Regions from separate parts of the Homo sapiens genome. Here regions 1, 2, 4 and 5 are each linked to region 3. Evidence: chromatin loops called from intact Hi-C (ENCODE). Cell type or tissue: heart right ventricle. All regions are shown on one strand.

Region 1 (5,000 bases), 270 kb after region 3:
TATTCCAGGGAGCTGTTTACCCAGTTTAGATAGGGAAAACTAATATTGGGATAGAGGATTTGCAATCTTCGGCACTGGAAAGTTAGGTCAGAAGATAGGACTCCGAAAGTCTTTTTCAGTCCAAGTACTGTAAACCTTTTACATGAGACACTTCTAGATGCTCTGGCTGAATCGCTTCAGTTAATCCCTACAACTTCCCTGGGTTTATGGTCTCATTTCCACTTTACAAACAAAGCACTAAGATTCCAAGAATTTATGTAACTGAATCCAAAGCAGCTCCATAAAGTGTGCTATTGGCCTCTAAGTTCTTTAGGATCAGCCCTGTGTGTTCCCAAAGCCCCTTTCCCTGTGGCACCAAGAGGTGGTAAGCAGAGTCTGGCCAGGGGACAGCTGCATTGGTCTATTGTAGGTCTCTCAGCTGTAGGCATGGTCACCTCTAAACACATATGTCTTCTTGACTCCACACTCTGCCATGGAGGAGGCCAGGAGCCTGTTGCATGGAAACTATGTACATCATCTCAGCTCTCCTTTTACCTGGGTGTCTTGAAAACCAAGGCTGGGCTGCTGGCTTACTTGGGTTTTGAGCTGATGTTAGCATTCTGGAGTGGACTTACTCATTCTCGGTTTGACTGCTGCACTCTCTTTTGAGAACATGCTTGTGCTAAAAGGTGTGTGTGTGTGTGTGTGTGTGTGTGTGTGTGTGAGAGAGAGAGAGAGAGAGAGAGAGAGAGAGAGAGAGAGAGATGTTTATTGCAGGCCTCAGAGGACCAAAGAGGAAAAGGGGCATCAGCCACAGAGCTGGGTCCTGTCCAACCCCACACACCTGCTCCCCTGCCATGCCTGGCCCCCCAGTCTGAGACATCTGTTGTCAGGAGATAATACCTGAAACCAACAAAGCTGAGAAGAAGTCTCCTTTTACTGGCTCTATTCTCTCTTGACAGATTATATGGGTTCTTTTCATATTTTCAAAGAACCTTCTTGGGGGATTAGAAAATTTAATGTTTAAATCACTGAGGATGAGAAATAAGCCAAGAAGAGCATTTTTAAAAAGGGACAGGTGGCCTGATTTTGTTCCTGCCTGGGAGCTGCTCACTCCACCCCAACACTCAGAGGGGAAGGTTTCTCCTTAGGGAGCCGGCTGAGAGCAGCCTGGAAGTTCTGAAAACACAGATGTCTCTGTGTTGCTGTGGAAAGACCATAGAGGCTTCTTAATTCCACAGCAAAGTCATTCCATGGGAGTTTGGGGCTGACTTCCTTAGAAGCACAGTTCCCGTGAGAGAGGACAGAATCTTGGTCACCTCTTCCTTTCACAGACCTCCTTTCTTCCCTGAACTACACCTCCACCGTCTTGCCTTTTGGCTGCTAAGTCAAATCCTTCTGAAAAACTCTTAATTTCTGTTTTTAAATATCATTTCAACAAAAAACATACAAGTAAACACTTGTTTGCTATAAAAAGTTTAGAAAATAGATAATTTTTAAAAGGAAACAAAAATTGCCTGTTTTTCTATTTCCCAGGGTTAATCGTGGCTAACTTTTAATTTATTTTTTAAGCACTATATATATGTATTATATATATACATATGTGTGTATATAAAGCTTTTTTTAAAAGGAGAAGTCAGCCGGGCGCGGTGGCTCATGCCTATAATCCTAGCACTTTAAGACGCTGAGGCGGCAGGATTGCCTGAGCTCAGGAGTTCGAGACAAGCCTGGGCAACAAGGTGAAACCCCATCTCTATTAAAATACAAAAGAAATTAGCCAGGCGTGGCAGCCTGTGCCTGTAGTCCCAGCTACTCAGGAGGCTGAGACAGGAGAATTGCTTGAACCCGGGAGGTGGAGGTTGCAGTGAGCCGAGATTGCGCCACTGCACTCCAGCCTGGGCGACAGAGCGAGACTGTCTCTACAGAAAAAAAAAAAGAAAAAAAGGAAAAGTCGAGTCTGGCTATTTTATAACCAATTTTGGCACTTTCTACGTTAATAAATATACATTTGAAATATTGTTCTTAATGGCTGAAGATATCCCATTGCATCACCATTTTTAAAAAAATCCCCTCTTATTGAGCGATAAGATTAATATGCTGCTCTAGTTTTTAAATGATTGTTAAAAACAAGATCTTATGGCACATTCTTGATTATTGCCTTAGAATAAACTCCTAGAAGTAGAATACTAGGCAAATGCTTTGCAAGTTTTTAGAAGTTTTTGATATATATGGTCAAATAACCTATAGAAAAGTTGTAATAACTTACACTCTTGTCTACTGTATCTGAGGGGATTCCCTACATTCTAGTTCATGGTGGACACTATGTTTTTCTTCAAATTTCTGGAAAGTCAATGATATGCTATAATCTTTTGGAACAGAACCACAATTATAGACCTGTCCTGTACAGAAAGCTTTTCTTCCACTACAACTCCATCTGAGAACTCAGAACCGAAGGCTGCCAAAAAAGGAGCCAAATTAGAACCAAATTCAGATATGTCCGTGTTCCAGGACATCCTTTCATTTCCATCAGCCTCTGAACACGCATCTGGCCAAACAACTGTCTGTTATTTGTGACCTAGGCTGGATTCAGTGCTGACCTAGATAGAGAAGACATTGTATTTCATTATCAGCTCTCTCAACCATCTGGTCCTAGCTAAACAGGTTACCCACACGGTTGGAAACTTCATCAGTCAACTAGCTTTCCTCTTGCCAGTTTTTTAATAAAAAATATTTCCTATCTTGCTCTTTACCTCAAAAAAGAAGGCATAATGACTTTTTTTTTTGCCTGATAGCTAAGTAGCTTATTTTTTTTAAATCTTGATAATCCTACAGATTCTATCACAGCACCCGAAAGCTCTGAGAGGGTAGAAAGAGATAAAGGAGAAAGATCGAATTCCCATGGTCACAAGGACTTGGGCCTGAGGAGTTGTCTCTGCATGCTATCAAGCTTATTTAAATATTTGAAATATTTGTGGTTGAGGGGGAAATGCCAATTATCTTCAAAAATGAGATTCTGCTCTTGGCTACAAGTGTTTTTCCAAAATCCAAGGATTAAAGCAGATTGTTTTTCCAAGCTTGTGAGCTATTTTTATCTGCAACAATATGGAGCACATACACCTGTCTGCATGCACATCAATGTGCCAGGACACTTGTGTTCCATCATGTTGAAGGCAGAGCTATAAGACAGTAAGATTTGTATCTTAACACTTATGTGGAAGTTTATTGCTATGGGATGAAGGACTATCTTCTTTTATAGTTACATATTTTCTCATATGCTTTTTTGGGATCTCAAAATCAGTCACAGGAAACAAATTAGACATATTTTTATTTATTTATTTTTTTAAATGTCAGTAGCTCTTAGGGTACAAGTGGGTTTTGGTTACATGGATGGATTCTATGGTGGTGAATTCTGAGATTTTAATGCACCGTCACTAGAACAATGTACATTGTACCCAGTGTGTAGTCTTTTATCCCTTCCCCTGCAACCTCTCCCAACCCTGAATCTCCAAAGTTCATTGTATCACTCTATATGTCTTTGTGTCCTCTTAGCTTAGCTCCCATTTATAAGTGAGAACATATGGTATTTGGTTTTTCATTCCTGAGTTACTTCACTTAGAATAATGGCCTCCAGCTCCATCCAAGTTGTTGCAAAAGACATTATTTCACTCATTTTTTAGCTCAGTAGTATTCCATGGTATATATATATACCACATTTTCTTTATCTGCTCATTGGTTGATGTGCACTTACGTTAGTTCCATATCTTTGCAATGTGAATTGTGCTGCTATACACATGCGTGTGCGTGTGTCTTTTTTACATAATGACTTCTTTTATAACTTTAATTTTAATTTTATTTTAAGTTGCAGGATACATGTGTAGGAAGTGCAGGTTTGTTACATAGGTAAATGTGTGCCATGGTGATTTGCTGTACCTATCCACCCATCACCTAAGTATTAAGTCCAGCATGCATTAGCTATTTTTCCTGATGCTCTCCCTTTCCCCACTCCCCCGCCAACAGGCCCGAGTGTGTGTTGTTCCCCTCCCTGTGTCCATGTGTTCTCATTGTTTAACTCCCACCTATGAGTTTGGTTTTCTGTTCCTGCATTAGTTTGCTGAGGATAATGGCTTCTAGTTCCATCCATGTCCCTGCAAAAGACATGATCTCATTTTTTTCATGGCTGCCTAGTATTCCATGGTGTATATGTACCACATTTTCTTTATCCCGTCTATCACGTTGGTGGGCATTTGGGTTGATTCCATATCTCTGCTATTGCGAATAGTGCTGTAATGAACATGCACATGCATGTATCTTTATAATAGATTGATTTATATTCCTTTGGGTATATGCCCAGTAATGAGATTGCTGGGTCAAATGGTATTTCTGGTTCTAGGTCTTTGATGAATCATCACCCCATCTTCCACAATGGTTGAACTAATTTACATTCCCACCAACAATGTGAAAGCATTCCTATCTCTCTGTAGCCTCGCCAGTATCTGTTGTTTCATAACTTTTTAATAATCACCTTTCTGACTGGTGTGAGGTGGTATCTCATTATGGTTTTGATTTGCATTTCTCTAATGATCAGTGATGTTGAGCTTTTTTTCAAATGTTTGTTGGTCACATAAATGTCTTTTGAGATGTGTCTGTTCATGTCCTTTGCCCTCTTTTTAATGGGGTTTTTTTTTCTTGTAAATTTGTTTCCGTATTATACTTTACTACAATTCTAATCCTCATACCAACCGCCTCCTTAATCGAAAATAAGATACTCAAATGAACCTGCCCTTGTAGTATAAACCAATACACCGGCCTTATAAGCCAGAAATGAAGACCTCCTTCCAAGGGCAACTCAGAGAAAAAGTACTTGACTTTACCATCAGCGCCCAAAGCTAAGATTCTAATTTAAACTACTCTCTGTATTTTCATGAGGAGGCAATTTTGGGTACTACCCAAGTATCGACCCACCCCCCTACGACAATTCCATGTATATCGTGCATTACTGCTAGCCACCATGAATATTACAT
Region 2 (5,000 bases), 180 kb after region 3:
ACTGATATGTATATTCAACAAATGTGCGGCAGCACTATTTGCCAGGCGCTGTGCTAGGTGCTGAGATATAATCATAATGAAACCTAAAAAGTTGGCAATGAAGGGACCTAGGTGAGACAGCACCACCGCACTTTGTGTCCTGGGACTTGCCAAAATTCACCTGCTCATTAAGTCACACAGAAAGTAACAACCACCTGGCTTTAAAAGATGCCTCCATCTTATCTTCCATCAAAGATTCCCCTTTTAGAGCTGCTTCCATGGTAAGTAGGCGCCTCGCCTTACCTCCAGAGGTGCCCATAAGCACTGTTAAACACTCGGACTTCAGGTGGCAAGGAGAGGCGCACACCGTGTTTTTTAAGTTTTTGATGATGATTTCATGATTCTTTCTCATCTTGCTGCTATCAGTCAGGGCACTTGACTTTAGGAGGTCCCTGTTACCTATCAGCTGACAGCTGGAAATACGAATTTACTGAACTTGCTAGAATTATACGTAAAATTAACTAAATAAGGGTCTGAGTGAGACCCTGAATGACAGCTACGAGCAAAATACATGAGCTTTGTACATGCACTTAGGACAGTCCATTTCATCTACCAGGAGTCTTTATTTGCTTGCCTCCTGGTGCTCTCCTGGGTTTAGGACAACTCAAAAACTGGTAAATGATCAATAGGCAGTCCTCTAATTGGTAAGATTCATGGATAGCTAAGGATTCTGAAGATTGTTTATCTTACATAAAGTAACATAAAAACAATTTTGGAAAGACTCCTTACCATAAGAAAAGCTGTCCCCTTTGTTCTCCTGACAACAGCTGGAAGAGTCAAAGGTTACAAAGTCAGGGGACACTCAAGTTCTCTCTCTATTCTTGCCTCTACTAATTAATAAATTCATTTTGATACTGAAGCTAGATGGTAAACCCAAGAAATTCTTATGAAGTTGTTTACTGACACTGATAATACAGCCTTGAATGGGATACAGGGCAAGGTACCTCACCTCACAAACTGATAACTGAGTACAAAACTAGAACTAATCTAAAACCAAGAGAATCTTCTGCCTCCAGATGGAACATAATGGGTTTCAGCCAAATGAAGGTTCTGCTATAATAACTTAAAAAAAAAAAAAAAAAACCTTGAAAAAATCATGTTTGTAAAGTTTTGGGAGTAACAGGAATACATGAGCTAAAATTCAAAGTCATGAAGAGCCCTTTCTAGATCTAAAGCAAAAATTCATATAAGAATCTTAAAAGTGTGACCTCAGGAGTTTCAATGGATCACAAATGTTCCTAAAAATGATTAAACCTAATCAACTTACATTATGCACTAATAAACAGGCTTTTTTGGTAGAATATCTTATTAAAACTCTGAAAATAGGTAAATTTGGGGAAAAAAAAAACCCAGCTACTCTGATACAATACAAGCTTGGCGTTGACTAACATTTAATACGTCTCATTGTAAATCAACTGATTGGTGTTCTAGTGTATTCATTAGTATATATACAAAACACTTTGTTAAGCCAGTTTCAGTCCTCTAGAAACTAATCACTACTGAATACAAAGCTGAGAATCACAACCTGGAACGTGGTGATGAATCAGTCACACCATCTCAGGGGCTTCCTTCCACCTACTGGAGCTCCCAATCCATGTTGTTTCTCTTAAACCCTAACAAGGGCCTCCAAATGTCAGTGGAGAGTTGACGCATACGAACTCTGTTATACAAAATGGGTTTTTAAGAAAACCATATAAAATATACCAAACATCTACAAGTCTGTCTGACTTTAGGAAATAAAAAGAATACTGTACCCAATGACTTGATGTTTCCTTTGGAAACAGACCCATTTATAACCTTACCTCCAATTTTCCATTACAATCTCCTACTCAAGTCATATCCATGAAATTTAAAACACAATAGGGAAAATGGGAGATCTAGTATATAAAACAGCAATGAATGAGTCACGTATTCAAAGGCACAAAAATAAGAACACTATTTTACATGTGTATTTTATGTTCCAAAGCTTATTTCAAAACTGTTTGTGTTCATCCAAATAGTTGCGGGTCCACTTGTTTCTCAACCTCATAAGCTTGCAAGATCAGATCCAAAAAAGGGCTTCATAGTGTTCAATAAACACCTCTGAAACTAACCCAAAATGCATGTTTGTATCTCTCTGAAAACAGGAATCACAGCTTTCACTGGGTCCTCTAAGAGTCTAGGACTCATTAAATATAACAGATACAAGGCAAGGAAAAGGAATTACGACATCAGCAAAGAGATTGGGAAGAGCCACAGAGGGTGACCACAATTAATGTAATCTTCATTTCCTTGGTTCATCTCTGTTAACATTAATTTAAATAAATATTATGAGCTTGTTACGTTTGCCAGGTGACAGGACACTGACAAAATATAAACAAACACATGGTCCCCTCTCTCAAGGACCTTACTATTGAGCAAGGGGGACAAGTGAGCCATCTGGAGTGAGGCAGGCTTGGCACCGCCCCATCCAATTCCAAAGAGAAAGAGCAATCAGGGCATGCATTCTCCTAACTTCATCATCCTCCTTTTTTAGCCATCCACAGCCCCTCTTTTATTTTTACACCCAGCAAAATAGTATGCCTACTCTGTGCCTGGCTGCATTCCAGGTGCCGAGATTTCGATATATCTACGAAGAGCGTCTCACTCTAAAAGGTCTTGTTTTCCGACTTACCAGATACAGTATTACAAAGGCTGAGAACTTGTAATGTTTTTTCTTAGGTTTCAGAGTTTAAAATAATTCTAAATTAAAATTTTAAAAATATTAAATTAGGCACTGTTTACACTACACTAGAAATACTTTCTTATTACAACCCTATATAAGGCTAATAGATCAACCTGATGACCACACATGCAACCTCCTAACATGCTGGGACAGGGACTCTCCAGGAACTGAGACCGGTCACTAACTAGTCCCACCTGGCCCATCTCAGTGAGCACAAGAGAGTGATCAAGCATAGCAGCCTGCATATAAACAAACAAACTGATTCTTTTTTTTTTTTTTTTTGAGACAAAGTCTCGCTTTGTCGCCCAGGCTGGAGTGCAGTGGCACGATCTCAGCTCACTGCAACCTCCACCTCCCAGGTTCAAGTCATTCTCCTGCCTCAGCCTCCTGAGTAGCTGGGAGTACATGCATGCGCTACCACGCCTGGCTAATTTTTGTATTTTTAGTAGAGATGGGGTTTCATCTGCTTGGCCAGGCTGGTCTCGAACTCTCCTGGCTTCATGTGATTCACCTGCCTCGGCCTCCCAAAGTGCTGCGATTAAAGGCATGAGCCACCACGCCGGACTCGATTCTTTAGTACATTCTAAAACGCTAAAACAACTTTTAACAGTTCAGTCTGTTCGGCAACATGCAATGCGAATAACACAATTCCAAATTTGTGTTAGAAAGTTTGCTCTAATGCTGATTTTTTTGTCTTGCAAACTTATCTTTCTTCTTCAACAGGCATACATTTCTTACCTCAAAAAGTTTAAAAAAAAAAAAAAGAAAATTTAATATTTTCAACTCCCTAAAGGTTTCCCATGTTATGACCTAAGGTGAATGTAAGTTGATTCAGCTTCCATATGTATTTTTGTACTAAAATAGCTACTGTTTTGAGTGGTTTGAAAAGCCCTTCTGAAGTTCTAAGAAACTAACCTGCTATCAAATAAACACCAAGACTTTCATTTTTTTTTATCTAACATTTTAAAAAAGAAAGAAAAATCCCTACTTTAGAAGTTAACCTATTCCCTAAATACAAATAACATAACATTCTGAAAGTTAAATACAACTAAAAACATGTGAGAAAACCACAGGAGCAAAGGTCCCAGGCCTGCCCTTCCTCCCCATTTTCCCACGGCAGCCAACATTTCAGAAATTCCCGAGGACAAATTTCCAAAGGGGACAAGGGTACCTCGGATACTCTTCCTCCCACATTGAGAAAGAGGCAGGAAAGGAAAATAAGGCCAGGATCTAATGTTAAGTGTCCCTCTGGGACCACAGCAGCAACACCATAGAAACATAAAGCATCCCATGACGTTTCCCAAAGCAGCAGCACTGAGACAGTGACATCTGATGGACTGAGGGCTAATTTTGTGTCTGGCGTTATGCTAAGTACTTTACATGTATTCATTCATCTAATCCCCTCAATAATCCTAAAGGCAGGAACTATGAACCCCATTTCACAAATGGAGGTAACAGAGCCCAGAGATGCAAGTCAAGTGGGGAAAGATAACAGGCAGTGCTGGGGCCCTACACCTCTGGAGAAGAAGCTGAGGCCTCACTGAGGGGTGACATGTGGGCAAGAAAATCAGGGGCAAGAGTGGCTAGGCAGAGGAGGGAGATGGATGGCCCTGAGGTAGGACCGGGCTTGGAGTGTGCCTAACAGCAAGGAGGCAGCGTGGCTGGAGCCGAAGGAGCAACCAGGAAGGTAGTGAGAGGAAAGTCTGGGAAGAAATGGAGATGCCAATCTTTTGGGCTGTGTTGGCCACAGTGAGGATGGTGGTTTTGATTCAGACTGAAATGGAAGGTCTCTAAATAGTTTTCAGCAGAGGAATAATATGATCCAACTTGAATTGTACAAAGAAAGGGTAAACATTGTTTTCCTTATGAGTAAGGGTTACCTGAAACTGCTACCTCAGTCTGCTGACCCAAGGAATTCTCTCCTTACAGCTGCTCCCCACTGCAATTCCCGACATACTCTTGCACAAAGCCCCAGATCCTCCTCTCATCTGGAACTTTCCACATCAGAGAACTGTGGTAGAACAAAGGAAAGAAAACCTGCCCCTAAAATCCCTCCTTTCTCTTGTTGTCTTTCTAAAATACACACACTTATGCCAGTCAGCCCCATTAGGAAGTTCAGACAAACTACCCAGATTCAGCGTATGAGTTCTGCTTTGAAATTTATATAAATATTAACTTTTGGTTTTTGTTCATGTACTAGAACTTACAATGATCAATTGTGCACTTTTGTCATTTTACACAGGATTTTACAGGAAGG
Region 3 (5,000 bases):
AGGAACACTATATCTTAAACATATTTTATTCATCATCGGAATTTGGGGGAAATATTTTTTGTTTGTTTCTTTAATAATTTACATCTTAAATCCTTTATCATTTTTAGCTGTTCCGAGAAACAAGGCACATGTCTCTCTGCTACAGATTGAAACATAAAAATAATTTCTTCCACAAGTATCTTTTAGCCCTATTATACATACTCATAATATCCTGGCCCTATAGGGAGAATAAAGTATAATCTTTGCCCTTAGGGACCATATTATTTAGTTGAACATAAATAAATGATGTGAAAACTGCAGAATAATAACAAATTCAAACCCACTGGCTGACAGTTTTTCATTTCTTGACTTCGTGAATGTGTATGTCACCTCCTCCTCTGGAATATCTATCACAAAATGACAGTGTTTTGGTTCTGTGATCTGAAAGATGACTTACTGGAAAGAGCACGTGAAGAAAATGTGTTATATCATTCCTGATGAGTAAGGAAGCCAACTGAGGTTTTGAAGCATGCCTCACATAAAGGGCTTTGATGGGGTATAATTGTGGGTTTCACTGGTACCTGAGTAAACCCATGTAGATGATGACATCTCATGAAAAACACATGCTTCTTAGTCGATTTACTAGTGAAATAGTGTTGGGGGAATCCAGCCTATAGACAGTCCTCATGCTCAGCAGAAAAATGTTCTGACAATTAAAACAATTTTAATTTGAATCTTATTTTCTCATAGAAAAAGTGATGTGACAGAAAATGTTTATTCTAACTGGGGATCTGATGCCCAACATTTTATAGAAATTACCATAAACATTGTACTTAATTACATTTATTTTCAAGTGTAAGTGGCATGCTATTTAGTATAGAACTTAGATAGTATTTAAAAACTCGATGGCATTTTATTTATGCTAACACTATCTCATACTATACCAGAAGCTGCTTTTGTTTTCATGCATTCTACTTAAATTTTAGTAAAGCAAATCAGAGCAACTCTCATGGCACTTAATAGAATTCAAAAGAACTTTGTTCAGATTTTTACCATCTTCTTTGAAAGAAACTTTGGACTGGTTGATACATTTTTTAGAAACGGATTCAAGAATAATTTTCTTTCTGCTGGGCACAGTGGCTCACACCTGTAATCCCAACAGTTTGGGAGGCAGAGGTGGGAGGATTACGAGGTCAGGAGTTCAAGACCAGCCTGGCTAACATGTTGAAACCCTGTCTCTACTAAAAATACAAAAATTAGCCAAGCATGGTGGCATGTGCCTGTAATCCAGCTACTAAGGAGGCTGAGGCAGGAGAATCCCTTGAACCCAGGAGGCAGAGGTTGCAGTGAGCCGAGATCATGCCACTGTACCTCAGCCTGGGTGACAGAGTGAGACTCTGTCTCAAAAAAAAAATAAATAAATAATTATTTCTGTCATTTCTCTGATATTTTGTTGAAAAGGCTTTTTCCTCTAAACTACATAAACTAATCTGTTTTTTTTATGAACAGTAACTCTCTTAGCAATGGCAGAAAACTATGCCATTATAGATAGCTACAGTTGCAATCAGCTAGGTACCAATTACATTGCCCATCTGTTTCGTAATTGTTATTTACATTTCTTAGCAGAGATATTTCATGCTTTTCCTTTGCCTTTGATTTATTTGCACTGGTTTTTTTTCACCTGTAGATCACACTTTAGATCCCCAACGCTTTATTTTTATCTATCTATCTATCTATCTATCTATCTATCTATCTATCTATCTACCTACCTACCTACCTACCTATCTACTTATTTTTTGAGGCGGAGTTTTACTTGTCGCCTGGGCTGGAGTGCAGTGGTGCAATCTCAGCTCACTGCAACCTCCGCTTCCTGGGTTCAAGTGATTCTCCTGCCTCAGCATCCCGAGTAGCTGGGATTACAGGTGTCCGCCACCGTGCCGGCTAATTTTTGCATTTTTAGTAGAGACAGGGTTTCACCATGTTGGCTAGGCTCGTCTTGAACTCCTGGCCTCAGGTGATCCACCGCCTTGGCCTCAGCCTCCCAAAATGCTAGGATTATAGGTGTGAGCCACCACACCCAGCCAATCCCCAACACTTTATATAACAAGGTGTTATATAACAAGACTGAAAGCTTCAGTGCAAATGGCAGCCTTATTCAGATTTGCTATACTGTGAAAAAAAAAATCCTCTCTCAGCCTTCAAATCATAAAAATCACCTGATTAGAATGCAGTTTTTAATAGGATAAATGACTGTGAAGTGATGAGACCTCTCTTTGTATGATAGCACTGAGAAATTCAAACAAATCTTAACGGTCAGAGCAGCCAAGGCAGCCTATAAACTTAGGCTGGGCTTGGCCTGAAACCTGTTTGAAACTATTTTATTTGGTTTCTTCAGAGATGTTTTCATAGCCACATGAGTAAATTCGTTTTTTATGTTATGGTGATAGGACAAAGAGAACGATATTAGTCAAAGGGGGAGTGAGCTGTCTTCCTTGTCATATGGCTTAGCTCTGCCCCCTTCTCTTCATTCATGGCTGCTTAAGCTTCTGATGGATCCTGAAGGGAGTAGATAAACTTGCCTTGTGGCTTTGGAGCCATCACATTTGATCTATGGGCCTACTCCCCTCTCCTCATCTATTGGGATGAATGTTAGTAGTGATCTACTTGTGAGACTTGGGTTTCCCAATAAGAAAATAATTAGGTGATCTCTCTCCCCACCCATCACCAAGAAATCAAAATAAATTAGAATCTTCCTTTCAGTATCTGAGAGTATTTAAAGGTGTTTTAAACCACTAGAGGGAGCCCATATTGTTCTGATTTCTGAAACCTGTAATGTTTAACAGCTTGATTTTATTGCCTATAGAAAAGGATCTCTCTAACCAATGACTGGATCACTACATCCATAACTGTAGTGTTCTCCCTTAGTTTGCATTTTTTCTTTTTTCCCAGTTTTTTTATTGTGGTAAAATATACATAATACAAAATTTACTGTCTTGACCATTTTAAGTGTACAATTCAGTGGTATTAAATACATTTATAATGTGCAACCACAGTAATCATCCACCTCTATAATTCTTTTCATCTTGTAAAACAGAAACTCTATACCCATTAAACAATAACTCCCTATTATCCCCTCCACCTAGCTCCTGGAAACAGCCCTTCTACTTTCTGTCTTTATGATTTTGACTATACTAGGTATCTGATATAAGTGGAGTCATATAGTACTTGTCTTTTTGTGACTGGCCTATTTCCCATAATGTCCTCAGGGTTTATCCATGCTGTAGCATGTCAGAATTCCCTTAGTTTTTAAGGCTGAATAATATTCCATTGCACGTACATACTGCATTTTGCTTATCCATTCATCTGTTGGTGAACACTTGTGATGCATCCACTTTTTAGCTGTTGCTTTACTTCATTTGTGTTGTTATAAAAGGAATACCTGAGGCTGGGTAACTTGTTTTTAAAAGAGGTTTATTTGGCTCATGGTTCTGCAGGCTGTACAAGAAGTGTGACACAAGCATCTCCATCTGGTGAGGGCCTCTGGCTGTTTCCACTTGTGGTGCAAGGTGAAGGGGAGCTGGTGTGTAGAGATCACATGGTGAGAGAGGAAGCAGGAGAAGCGGGGAGGTGCCAGGCTCTTTCTGACAACCAGCTCTGGCAGGAACTAATAGAGCGAGAAGTCACTCATTACAGCAAGGATGGCACCAAACCTTTCATGAGGAATCTGCCCCCATGACCCAAACACTGTCCACTAGGCACCATCTCCAATATCAGGGATCAGATTTCAACATGAGGTTTGGGGGAACAAATATACAAACTATAGCAGCTATTGTGAATAATGTTTTATAAACATAGGTATACATGTATCTCTTCAAGATGCTGGTTTCAGTTCTTTTAGATATATACCCAGAAGTGGAATTACTGGATCATATGGTAATTCTATTTTTAATTATTTGAGGAATTTCCATACTGTTTTGCATAGTGGTTGTACCATTTTACATTTCCACCAGCAATGCACAAGGATTCCAATTTCTCCGTATTCTCACCAACACTTGTTATTTTCTGGTTTTGTTTGTTTATAGTAGCCATCCTATGGGTGTGAGGTAAGGAGAAAAGTGGAAAATCACCAAACGGAGACCATCGTTGATACTGGTGTTCTTGTACTCTGTGGCTTAGAATAGGATGTGGGTGAAGTAATTGGAGACAGATCATTTTGATAGCTCCTTGGCTGGGGTCTGTGGCTATCCTCCTCCCCTTCTCCATAATACTCACTGTCATCTTCCACCACATTTCTTTCCACCAATCCCTGGACAGATTTAGTTCCATTCAGCAGAATATCAGTCATGTGTGGACATTATTATGCTGGGCTGTGTGGCAAAGTAGAAAGTGAATAATGAGCTGTCTTTCTTGTCAGGGTAACAATCTTAGTCTTCATTGCATCCAGGTAATGTGTTTTGGCCTCTTTCAACCTCTCTTCCCTTTGCTTTCCTCTGCCTCTCTACTAAGAAGCTTTGACCTCATGATTTCTCAGACCCCCTTCACTGCTTCAGATTCTCTAGATTTTTCATTTTGTGTTTTATTGTCTTTTTAAAGTATTGGGAATTTATAAGATTTTACACTTCCTGCTATAGTTTGGATGTTTGTCCCTCCAAACCTCATGTTGAAATATGATCTGTAATGTTGTGGTGCCTAATGGGCAGTGTTTGGGTCATGCGGGCAGATCCCTCATGAATGGCTTGGTGCCATCCTTGTGCTAACGAATGATTTCCCACTCTGTTAGTTCCTGCTGGAGCTGGTTGTTAAAGAGCCTGGTACCTCCCCTCCCTTTGCTTCCTCTCTTGCCATGTGACTGCATAGCTGGCTCCCCTTCACCTTCCATCATGAGTGGAAGCAGCCTGAGGCTCCCACCAGATGGAGATGCTGGTGCCATGCTTCTTGTACAGCCTGAAAAATCATGAGACAAATAAACCTCTTTTCTTTATAGATTACCCAGCCTCAGGTATTTCTTCATAGCTATACTA
Region 4 (5,000 bases), 140 kb after region 3:
CACTGTGCTCATCACAGGAGCCTCAGTTGAGAGTGAGCGGGGTACAGTAAGGCAGTGCTTCCCACACTGGACCTCTTTCCTGGTTCTCTTTTGCAATACATTAACAGACCCTTTATCAACATAAACAATAGTAACTGAGCTATTAAAGGCAACCTCTCTGACTCCTTCTGCCTACATAGGTACCGCAATGGGCTTCCCTTTTCTGAAGCACTTGGTGAGGTCACTGAAGGTGGAGCGGTGAGATCAGGAGCCCAGGGTGAGGGGCTTGGCTGGAGGCCAGGCACCAAAGCTTGTAGCTGAAGGCTGGGCCATTTTTGAGAACTGCTGCTGGTGGTGCCCACCTACAGGGACACTAGGGCTGCTTTCACATGCAGGGTGTACCCATGGTGCCAAGCCAAGGGCCAGCAGCCACTCCTGGTGCCCTGGCCTGGGCTTGGGCTTGCAGAGAAAAGGGCCCTCCTTGCCCAGTGGTGCTGCCCACCTCCCTAGCTGTGTCCATGGACTGCCCTGCATTCACAGGCACAAGAATGCCATGTAGGCCAGTGCTGCCCACGTATACAGCCCTTCCCACCAGCGCTGGCCGTCCTGCTGTAGCCAAGACACTACAGACCCGTGGGCACCTCCACTCGGACAGCAGCAGATGCCCTGGCCCACCCGGAGAAGGTGAGAAGGTGAAGAGCGGGGAGGGCCGCCATGCTTCCTGGTTGGCAGAGGCCTGTTTCCCTCACCTCAGGAGTCGGGCATCTTGATCCCTCCTCCACCTCAGAGATGGGGCAGCCTCCTCAAGCCAATTCAAGCACCACTTGTCTTTGGAGGTCCCGACTCTCCCTGTCTGCCCCTTCATGGGTGTTTGTGTTGGTCCCGTGAGCCCATTCTGTTTTACAGAGTGGACACATGTCAGTGAGCTTTGTCCCTGCCCTTACATGGGATGAGCCACTCCAGGGCCTTGTTATTCGGCGGTTGTTCAGTGTTTGACAGACAGTTTCTAGAACAGGCTCATGTTTGGAAATGTCAGTGAATGGCAGCCACCAATATAGGCCTGAGTCTTGAGACCCAGGATCTTTACTCCATTTCAGCCTGGGCGCCTGTTTGCTGGGAAAGGAGAGGGTTGAAATGGCGCTCTTGGCACCAGCTCTTAGTGTCCCCCTATCCCCCAGAGCCCGGCTTTGGGAGTCAGTCGCATGAATGCAATTGGTTGTGAACCAGTGGGTCCTGGATTCCCGGAACGTGAAGCCACCAAATCACTTGCCACCTGCAGTGCCGCAGAGCCAGGTAGCCTCCTCCCAGCACTGTGACTGTGCCCTTCCCAGAAGCCGCCCATCTGCCCTTCCTCAGCGTCTGATTGGGCACAACTACACCACTTAACTAAGCCTTAGCCAGTCACTGCACAGGGGAGAACGGGACCCTCCAATGGGGCCAGACCTCAGGCACAAGGCCACGGGGGAGGGTGGATGTGGAACCAATTGGGTTGTGTCAAAAGGGATATTGGCAGGACGGGGAGGTTGCCGCGGTTTGCTAGGCTCTAGCTGGCTGGAGCTGTGGCGAGTTCCTCTTCTGTATCCCCCGGCCTGTCGTGGGTGCCATCTGGCACGCCGCAGGTGCTCAGGACTCAATGGCATAGTTGGAAGAGTAGGGGTAGAGGAACAGCGTGTCTGCTGCTTCACATTCTATAGCTCCCTCGCATCTAAGTTGGACTGAGGAAGACATCTAGGCCGATGCCGTCCCACCCACACCCTGGCCTCACACAGCCATTCCCTGCGGTCACGGTCCCCGCCTGGAACCCTGGGGGACCCCCTTCCCTGCACCTCACTTCATCCCCCAGCCCTTCTGGCCACTGGCTCGCCCACTGTTCTCTCGTTGCTGGCCTCACCTCAGCCTCAGATCCAACCCCACCACGCCCCCCACGAGCCTCTTGCGGGCCCACCCTCCCTGGCGGTGCTGCCTTAGGGGCCCCTGGTGACCCTACCCAAGAGAACCTCCCCACTTTGACCACCCAGTTCCCCCGACACCCCTGAGGACTCCAGAGGGTGAACTCCCCCCGCCCCCCGCCCCCCGCCCGACGGTTCCAGCCCGCCTTCCTCCATGGCTTCCAAGAGCTGGGAGGTACCAGCCCCGCGCCCGGCCAAGAAAAGTGCCCAGAGACAGAGCAGCCAAGAGTCAGGAGGCTGAGACTGCAGCGGCCCCTGAGGGACGGACAGGGGCAGGTAGGAAAGGCTTCGGAACCCGGGTCCAAACTCCTCATGGCTTAGAGGAGGGAGGCCCACGCCAGGGAACCACAGGAGACTGAACCCAGGTATTTGGATCCCAGGCCCAGAGCTCTCCCGGCACTGGACAGCTTCCAAGGAGGACAGCTGGAGAGCAGCTGTCGGGCAGGGCGTGGGAAAAGAACCTCGGCCACCCGGGGGAGGCCCCAGTGAGTTAAGCCCAGGCCCCGTTCTCACGCGCAAGCCCGTTCCACCTGCGACCTCGGAGAAGGGTTCCCAGGGAGCCCCCCGCCCCTGCAAGTTGCTCAGACGGGCTCTAGGTGCCCCGCGGCTCCTGCGGTATCTGCGCAGACAGCCCTGCCCGAGCGCTCCTGCCTCACCTCAAAAGTGGCCAGGGAGGTCGTGACTGTCGCATGCATCCCTAACCTGCCTCCCTCAAGCCATGAGATACAGGCTGTCTCCAAGTCCCACAGATTGTCACTGGGACTTGACCCCAGTGGGGGTTTGGCCGCAGGCCCAATTCACTTCACAGCCCAACTCTTCTCTTTCACACAACCAGCGCAGACCGTGTTGAGCCCTGTGCTGGTGACATTTCCTAGGTGCCCTCCCCATGGGGGAGGGCTGTCCCACTCCACACAGGCGGCTCCTCTCACTCTCCAGTGCACTAAAGCCCCACACAGAGGCCAACAGAAACCCCAGAGCATCCCAGGGCTGCAGCCTCCGGGCAGGGGGATCAGGCAGTGGACCCTTCCCCCTCATGGTGGCCACACTGCCAAACTCCCCATCAGCAGCTCAAAAGCTCAGACTTGAGAACAAATCTTTATTTTAGCAGCTTCACTAGCAAATAAGAAGCGAATGCTCATGGCCAACCAGCCCTGCAGCAAAGCTGGATGGCCAAGAGCCCTCTGGGTCACTGTTGCCTCACGTTGTCCCCATTTAATAAAGGAACCCTGAGGCTTGCAGGGTTCAAGTGATTTCTCCACAGCCCATGTCCACCCACATCTGTCCTTTGCCATCTGTGCCAAGCCCCGCTTCCACACAGGCTCTGCCCGGCACCTGAGACCCGTGTTCCCAGCCTCAAACCCTGTGGCTCCTGCCCTTCTTCCAGCACAAAAGTAGCAACAGGAAGAAGGAAGGCCGAAGGCCACACACTGAGGACCGAAGGGTCCAGACTGGTCCTTACTAAGTTTTAAGAACCCCATGACCCTGCAAGGACAGTGCCTGGCCAGTGCCTTGATAAACAGCCAGACAGTGTGGGCCTTGGTGAACTTCTTGCCAGTAGCTGAGTCTACAGGGTTGCCAGGCTCCAGGCCTCCCTGCATGCCCTCTACGCCCCATCCAAGGGACCTGACAGAACCTGGAGCCTCCAGCACCTCTGGAAGCCCAACAGGACACAGCCAGGGGAGCTGTGTCCTCAGGCTTGGGAACACCCTTCTGTCCCGACCACAAGATGGGCCACAGCCACTTGAGAAGGAAGATGCTTTTCCTGGTCCTGGGAAGGGAACCAGTCAGGTAGGCACCGTGGAAGGGTGTGGGGAGCCGCTTCCTAACTCTCCAGGAGTCAAAGTTAGGAGGTCTTGTTCGCTAGCCCAGGGCCCCAGTCAAGGCCTGCACCAGGGTGGGCAGGGAGCCTGAAATCAAGGCCTTGTGGCTGGAGCCAGGCTCAGCAACAGGGCCTCACGTTCCTCTGAGTGTGGCCACAGACCTTGGGAGAGCATCGCCTAGACCTTGTTCCATGCAGATGCCCAGTGCCACCACCCAGGCCTGAGAAGCCACATGGTGATGGTTTGGCCCAGGAATCTGTATCTTTAACAATGCTTGCATTGGATGCTGTTGCACGCTGAAATCCGAGAACCACAGCAGGTTAAAGAGCCTTGCTGGTTTCTGCCCAAGAGCAGCTGATGCTAAAGGCCCCTGCAGAGCCAGCCTCCTTCCCTGCCAACTTGCCACCATGGGGGCAGGTCTGGGGTGCTTCTATGGGGCTGCCAGGGATCTAGAGCCACAAGCATCCTGGGCCTGAACAGGATCCAGGACAGAAAGGAGCAACAAGGTATGGGACCCAAGAGACCAGTTTCTTCCCCACCTGGCGTTAGATGACTGACATCTCCCACCATCCTCTGTAAGCCTTGGAGATTCTTGGGCAATTCAGAGTTGGCAGCAATCTCCACTCAGCAGGGAGGAGACCCTTGACTTCCTGCTGATTGGTATGTGGGGGCCTCACATGATAGACAAGAGAGGTCTGATGAAGTTTGTCCCCTAAGTTTGTGGCACAGATCACGCTGATTGCATTTGGCTCAAGAAAGGTGGCCTCCTCGATAGATCTTATAGTGCTGGTGAATTTCTTCAGTGAAAGGGGAAAACAGTGGCACAGAGCACATGGATTATGAGGCTCCTTCCCTTGTATTATTCCCACCCACCCATTATTACCTCCTGTTTTCACCGGAGAGTCCCACGGCCCAGGGGGTGGATAGATGCAGTCACTGCAAGAAGTGGAGGCAGAGCTTCAATAAATCCAGGCCAGCTGACCCTCTGTGGGAGAAAGGAAAACGCACCCCCAAGTCTCCCAAGGCCCAGGCCTGGGCAACCAGCTGAGGTGTGAAGAGCTTCTGGCCAAATCATCAAATTAATGTGTGCTCAATACAAGGAAAATCACTGTATATTTCTGAAAAATTAACCAGAAGGGCAACAGTAGGGTAGACGTGGATACGTGGATATGTACCTCCCTTTACATAACTGTCCGGCTCAGAAAACAGAAACCAAAGGTGTCTCCATCCTAAGGGAGACTGAAGAGCAACT
Region 5 (5,000 bases), 540 kb after region 3:
CCTTTCACCTGAACACTTAGAGGCCATTTTATAGTTATTAGTTGGCCTAATTTAAATATTATTAAGGTCTGAGGAGTGGGAGGGTGATGGAGAAAATGGCTGCTTCCTGGAGCAGTCAGAACACACCCAACATTTATTGAGTAACTTTGCCGTCTTATATGGATGAGGGTCATGGTGCTCCAAAACTATTACAATACTAACAACTAAGATCATTGATCACAGATTGCTATAACAGATGTAATAACAATGAAGGACTTTAAAATATTGCAAGAATTACCAAAATGTGATACAGAGATATGAAGTGAGAAGATGATGTTGGAAAAACGGCGCTGATAGGCTTGCTCAATGCAGGTTTGTCATAAACCTTCAATATGTAAAAAATGCAATTGCCTACCCTATAACAGTTCCATTCCCATATATATGTATGTGTATATTACGTATGTGTATATTATGACCAAAAAAAGTGTGTATTACGACCAAATTAATTATGCTAGTCTCAAGCTTGCTTTTTCATACAGGCTATATATTTACATATATACAAATACATATATATGTGAATGGAATTGTTTTATTATAGGGTAGGCATATGTTTAGCATACATATACATATATTATGTATATGTATCTATTTACATATACATATGTAAATAGATACATATACATAATATATCTCTCTCCAAAAAGGAGTACTGAATAAGTTATCCCAAAGGCATATAAAAGGATGTTCATACTAGCTTTATTCACAATAGTCCCAAACCTAAAACCAACCAAATATCCATCAACTTGTGGTATATTCAGTCAATGGAAGAGTATTCAGCAATTTTAAAAAGCCTCTGCTGCATACAACATGGATAAATCTCACAGATATATTGTGGTGAAAGCATCTAAACATAAAAGAGTACATATTAAATGATTTTATTTATATGTAGAATAGATAACACTAACCTATAGTAATATAAATCATAATGATATCTAACCCTTGGGAGGAGACTGACTGTAAGAAAACTTGAGGAAGCCTTCTATGCTACCTTGATCTGGGTGGAGGGTACAATAAATCTCAATATTTGCCTCTGCTAAAGACTACCTTGCTAGTCTCAAGCTTGCTTTTTCTCACTTAACAATATATTGTGACCATTTACATGTCAGCAAAGATATCTTTCATTAATATTAAGTTGTTGGCGTCTTTTTTCTTTTCTTTTTTTGTGATGGGGTCTCATTCTGTAGCCTGCACTCTGCACTGGAGTGCAGTGGCGCCATCATGGCTCACTGCAGCCTCAAACTCCTGGGCTCAAGCGACCCTCTCACCTTAGCCTCCTGAGTAGCTTGGACTACAGGTGCATGCCACCACAACTGGCTAATTTTGTTTTTTAGAGACAGGGTCTTGCCATGTTGCCCAGGTTAGTCTTAAACTCTTAGCCTCAAGCTATCCTCCCCCCTTTGCCTCTCAAAGTGCTGGGATTACAGGCGTGAGCTGCCGTACATAGCTGGACATCTTTTTTTTTTATTAAACGTACTTTCAGGAATCTTATTCTCCAAAGTAAGTTATAAATGCTACAGTGGCAGGGGCTCCATCTTACAAATCCCATGAATAAAGGGAACTTGGAGCTGTGGAAACAGTCCTGGGTTTAAAGCTGAATTTTGCCCCTTTGCCTGTGCAACCTTGGACAAATTACACACCTTCTCCAGGTTCAGTTTCCACATCTATTTTTTTTTTTAAATCGGGACAACGCTTACACATGAAGTTGTTAGAAAGTTTTAAATAGGCAATGAATGTAAGGAGCTCAACACCTAGTAGGTTCTCATCAACTGATAGCTCCATTCTCTTCCATCCTCACCAAGCCTTGCTCATAGAGCCCTCAATAAAGCTGTGATTATTTTCTTACTTTGCTCCTGTATCCAAGCACCAGGGTAGAGAATGAATGAAGGGCAGTATCAGCTCAACAGTCTTCCTAATACCAATCATTTCTTCTCAAGGTCAAGAGCTTGTTTTTAACTTGCTTTTAACAAGAGCTTGTTTTTAATTTGGTTTAATTGACCACATCATTTGAGATTTGAAGATGAATCCTGAGAACTCATAGTAATGGGTTCCTTGATTCCTCTCACCGGTCATGGCCAGCAATCCCATCAGCAGGAATAAAAGGGAAGAAATGCACTGAGCTCTAAGCCTGGCAGGCAGTGTTTGACACATCCAGGCTGATCCCAGAATCAACGGTACAAGAAAGAAATATTTTAAATAACGAGAATTTGAAGAAGCAAATAGCACCACCAAGTGGCCAACATTCCATATGGAAGTTGTTCCATGCCCAGATTCAGCCGTGAGTCTTTCCTAGCTACTGTATAATGTCTTGGCTTCACAGGGGTGGAGAGAGAAATAAGATAAATAAAGGGCAGTGAACACAGTTGATCCCTCCATCTGTTCCTCAACAAGATCTGTGAATATGTGCCCACTGTGTTTTGGGCCTCCTAACTTCATAATCAGGCTCTAATTCAACCTCTTGCCATGGCATTTTATAGACTTTAACCTGCACAAACCCCACCCTACTCCTATTTACTGCCAGCTGAACTCTCAATGTGGGATTTATAAAAATATATTTCTTGTCACAGTTCCTGTCTTCTACCATATATGGCTGCCTATCTACTTAGGGGTTTTCCTGAACAATATGAGGACAGTTTGTTCAAAGATGTAATCTTAGCACCAAACATGATGCTTGGCATGGAGAATGAGCTTAATAAATGTTTTTGAGCAAACTAATATAAAAGTGATTCAACTGTCCAATATATGATATATCCACTGACTTCAGAAATCATTTCACTCACTCGATTCAATACATATTAAGTACCTCCTATGTGCCAATAATTGTGTATGGGGCTAGGGTGACAAAGATGACTAGAACACCAGTCCTCTGCCCGCAAGTATCTCTAGGTGGGCAACAGACAGTCATGAACATGAATAATATAACCAGAGCTATGAGAAAGGAGTTAGCAGGCTTCTCTTGATACCTGGAGGAGAAAGAGGAATTCAACTTGCCTGAGTTGATGAGCTAAGGCCTCCAGGGCTTCTGAGCCAAAAGAGTGTTTAGGATGAGTAGTTCTCCAGATGGACTATAAATGGGGGGTTGGGGAGAGGAATTCTAGCCAAAGAGAACAGGATGCTGTGCATGGAGTCTGAGCAGGGTCACCTCTGGACTTCACAGAGCAAGAAGCTGAGCTTTCTGTTGTGTTTGAGGGATACAAAATACCCATCTTCACAAGGGTAGCATTTGAGGGTATTGTGGGAAGCAATAGGGGAAAGCCCTCAAAACTTTCTCTGCAAAAGTAATAATTTCCTTTTTGTCAACCAGGAATATTTGAAAACATTTCAAAATAACAACCTCTCTTTTTTCTCCCTGGTAATCCTTTGGCAACTCTGCTTTCCTGATCCCTTGTCTGTTTCTCTCCTCTCTCCTTTCTCCCCAACTTGTTACCTTTCCCCTACCCAGTCTCAGAATCCCTGCAAGAATCCATAGGAACCACTGCTGTCCCAGGTTAGGAGAAAAAATTAAAAATGGATCTTGAGCACGACATTTCAGGACCACAGACAGTGGCATGAAGCCTACCCATCCACTGACATTTCAGTCATGCCAGCTCCAACTCATTAGGCCCTCTGCAGACTCGAAAACATGGCCTCCAAGTTTACCAAGCAAACAAGGAAACACGGACACATCCAGAAGCAATAGGAGAGGTTAAAATAACGATAGAACAAACAGACAAATATTAGTCGAGGTATAAGAGATTTGAAGAATATAAAACAAAGTTGGCCTGATGGATCTTTATAGAATACTGCAACCAAAAATTGCAAAATATATATGTTGTTTTAAAGTATGGAACATTTCTTAAAATTAAGTGTCCATTGTACAGTCGCAACATATTTCAAAGGACTGAAATCATAAGAGTATATTATTTTAAAAGTATTCAGCCAAGCTAGAAATCAGTTACAAAAAATAACTAGAAAATCCTCATGTATTTTGAAATTAAGAAATACACTTTTAAATAACAAATGGATCAAAGAATATATTCATAATATAAATTAGAAAATTTTTGGAACTGAATGAAAATGAAGATAGCAACATTTGGAGATGCAGACAAAGTAGTAAATACAGAGAAGTTTACAGCCTAAACTCATATATTAAAAAATAAAAAGGTGGAAAACTAAACAGTTAAACACTAGCCCAAGTTAGAAAAAGAAAAGCAAAAACAAAGGATAGAAGGAAGAAGTTAGTAAAGATGAGAGCAAAAATTAATAAAAGGGAAAACAAACATACAATAAAGAAGATTAAAGTTAAATTTAAAGTCCTTTGAAAAGACAAATAGCATGGATAAACTTCTAGTGAGATTGATCAAGAAAAATGAGAGGTCACAAATAACCTCTTTTTCATGAATGAAAAAGACATAAGTGCAGATTCTATAATAATTAAAAATAAAATAATATGAATAACTTTACGCCACTACATTTACAAGTTTAACAGGAAATGAAAATTTTTTCAGAAAAATACAACAGAAAGAAAATTTTTAAAATCTGAAATCTTCCTATGAAATAGACTGCATCTGTAATTAAAATCTTCCTGCAAAGAAATCTCCACGCCCAGAAGCATTCAATTGGGCTTCCACAAAATTAATATGGAAAAAACAATGCCAATGTTACATAAAGTCTTCCAGAGAATGAAAGAAAAAGGTATATCCTCCCCAACTCATTGTATGAGGCTATCACAATCTTGATAGCACAAAACCCGATGAGGACAGTATAAAAAGAAAATTTAGAGCCCAATATCATTCGCGAGCATGGATGCCAAAATAGTCTATACTATACAATATAGTATACATATTTGTTACGAAGGTAACAAAATTTGGAGATGCAGGTAAAGTAGTAAATACAGGGAAGTTTGCTGTATAATACTATATAGTATACATATTTACAAATAGTAAATCAAACATCAAATTTTAAAAAGGGGAGAGGGAGCTAAT

The links. Peaks named below come from ENCODE experiments on the same cell type or tissue, not always from the same donor. Only the 100,000 strongest peaks of a DNase experiment are listed, where the experiment ranks them.
Region 1: a loop joins it to region 3, with 4 times the contacts of the local background. A loop is called at or near these places in 46 of 110 quality-filtered maps.
Region 2: it touches region 3 in a loop (2.4-fold over the local background); 3 of 110 quality-filtered maps call a loop at or near these places.
Region 4: it touches region 3 in a loop (2.2-fold over the local background); 14 of 110 quality-filtered maps call a loop at or near these places.
Region 5: it touches region 3 in a loop (27-fold over the local background); 55 of 110 quality-filtered maps call a loop at or near these places.

The regions. Positions count from the first base shown.
Region 1 is chr3:43,229,410-43,234,409 of GRCh38, reverse strand. No RefSeq gene overlaps it. Among named protein-coding and RNA genes, the nearest start is that of SNRK, 55 kb to the left of the region's middle. In heart right ventricle, no CTCF peak of the experiment used is centred here; no DNase peak of the experiment used is centred here; H3K27ac peaks cover 2,355 bases.
Region 2 is chr3:43,317,053-43,322,052 of GRCh38, reverse strand. The region is part of intron 3 of SNRK (SNF related kinase); the gene reads right to left. Among named protein-coding and RNA genes, the nearest start is that of SNRK-AS1, 32 kb to the left of the region's middle. In heart right ventricle, a CTCF peak has its summit at 4,100; DNase peaks (open chromatin) are centred at 2,484 and 3,893; H3K27ac peaks cover 5,000 bases.
Region 3 is chr3:43,501,044-43,506,043 of GRCh38, reverse strand. All of the region lies in intron 11 of ANO10 (anoctamin 10), which reads left to right. Among named protein-coding and RNA genes, the nearest start is that of ANO10, 120 kb to the left of the region's middle. In heart right ventricle, a CTCF peak has its summit at 2,774 (motif pointing right); no DNase peak of the experiment used is centred here; H3K27ac peaks cover 644 bases.
Region 4 is chr3:43,361,500-43,366,499 of GRCh38, reverse strand. It overlaps ANO10 (anoctamin 10), which reads left to right. Exons shown (of 13, transcript NM_018075.5): 13 at 1-652. Among named protein-coding and RNA genes, the nearest start is that of SNRK-AS1, 12 kb to the right of the region's middle. In heart right ventricle, no CTCF peak of the experiment used is centred here; DNase peaks (open chromatin) are centred at 2,349 and 2,711; H3K27ac peaks cover 4,907 bases.
Region 5 is chr3:42,959,072-42,964,071 of GRCh38, reverse strand. No RefSeq gene overlaps it. Among named protein-coding and RNA genes, the nearest start is that of GASK1A, 18 kb to the left of the region's middle. In heart right ventricle, a CTCF peak has its summit at 2,262 (motif pointing left); a DNase peak (open chromatin) is centred at 2,231.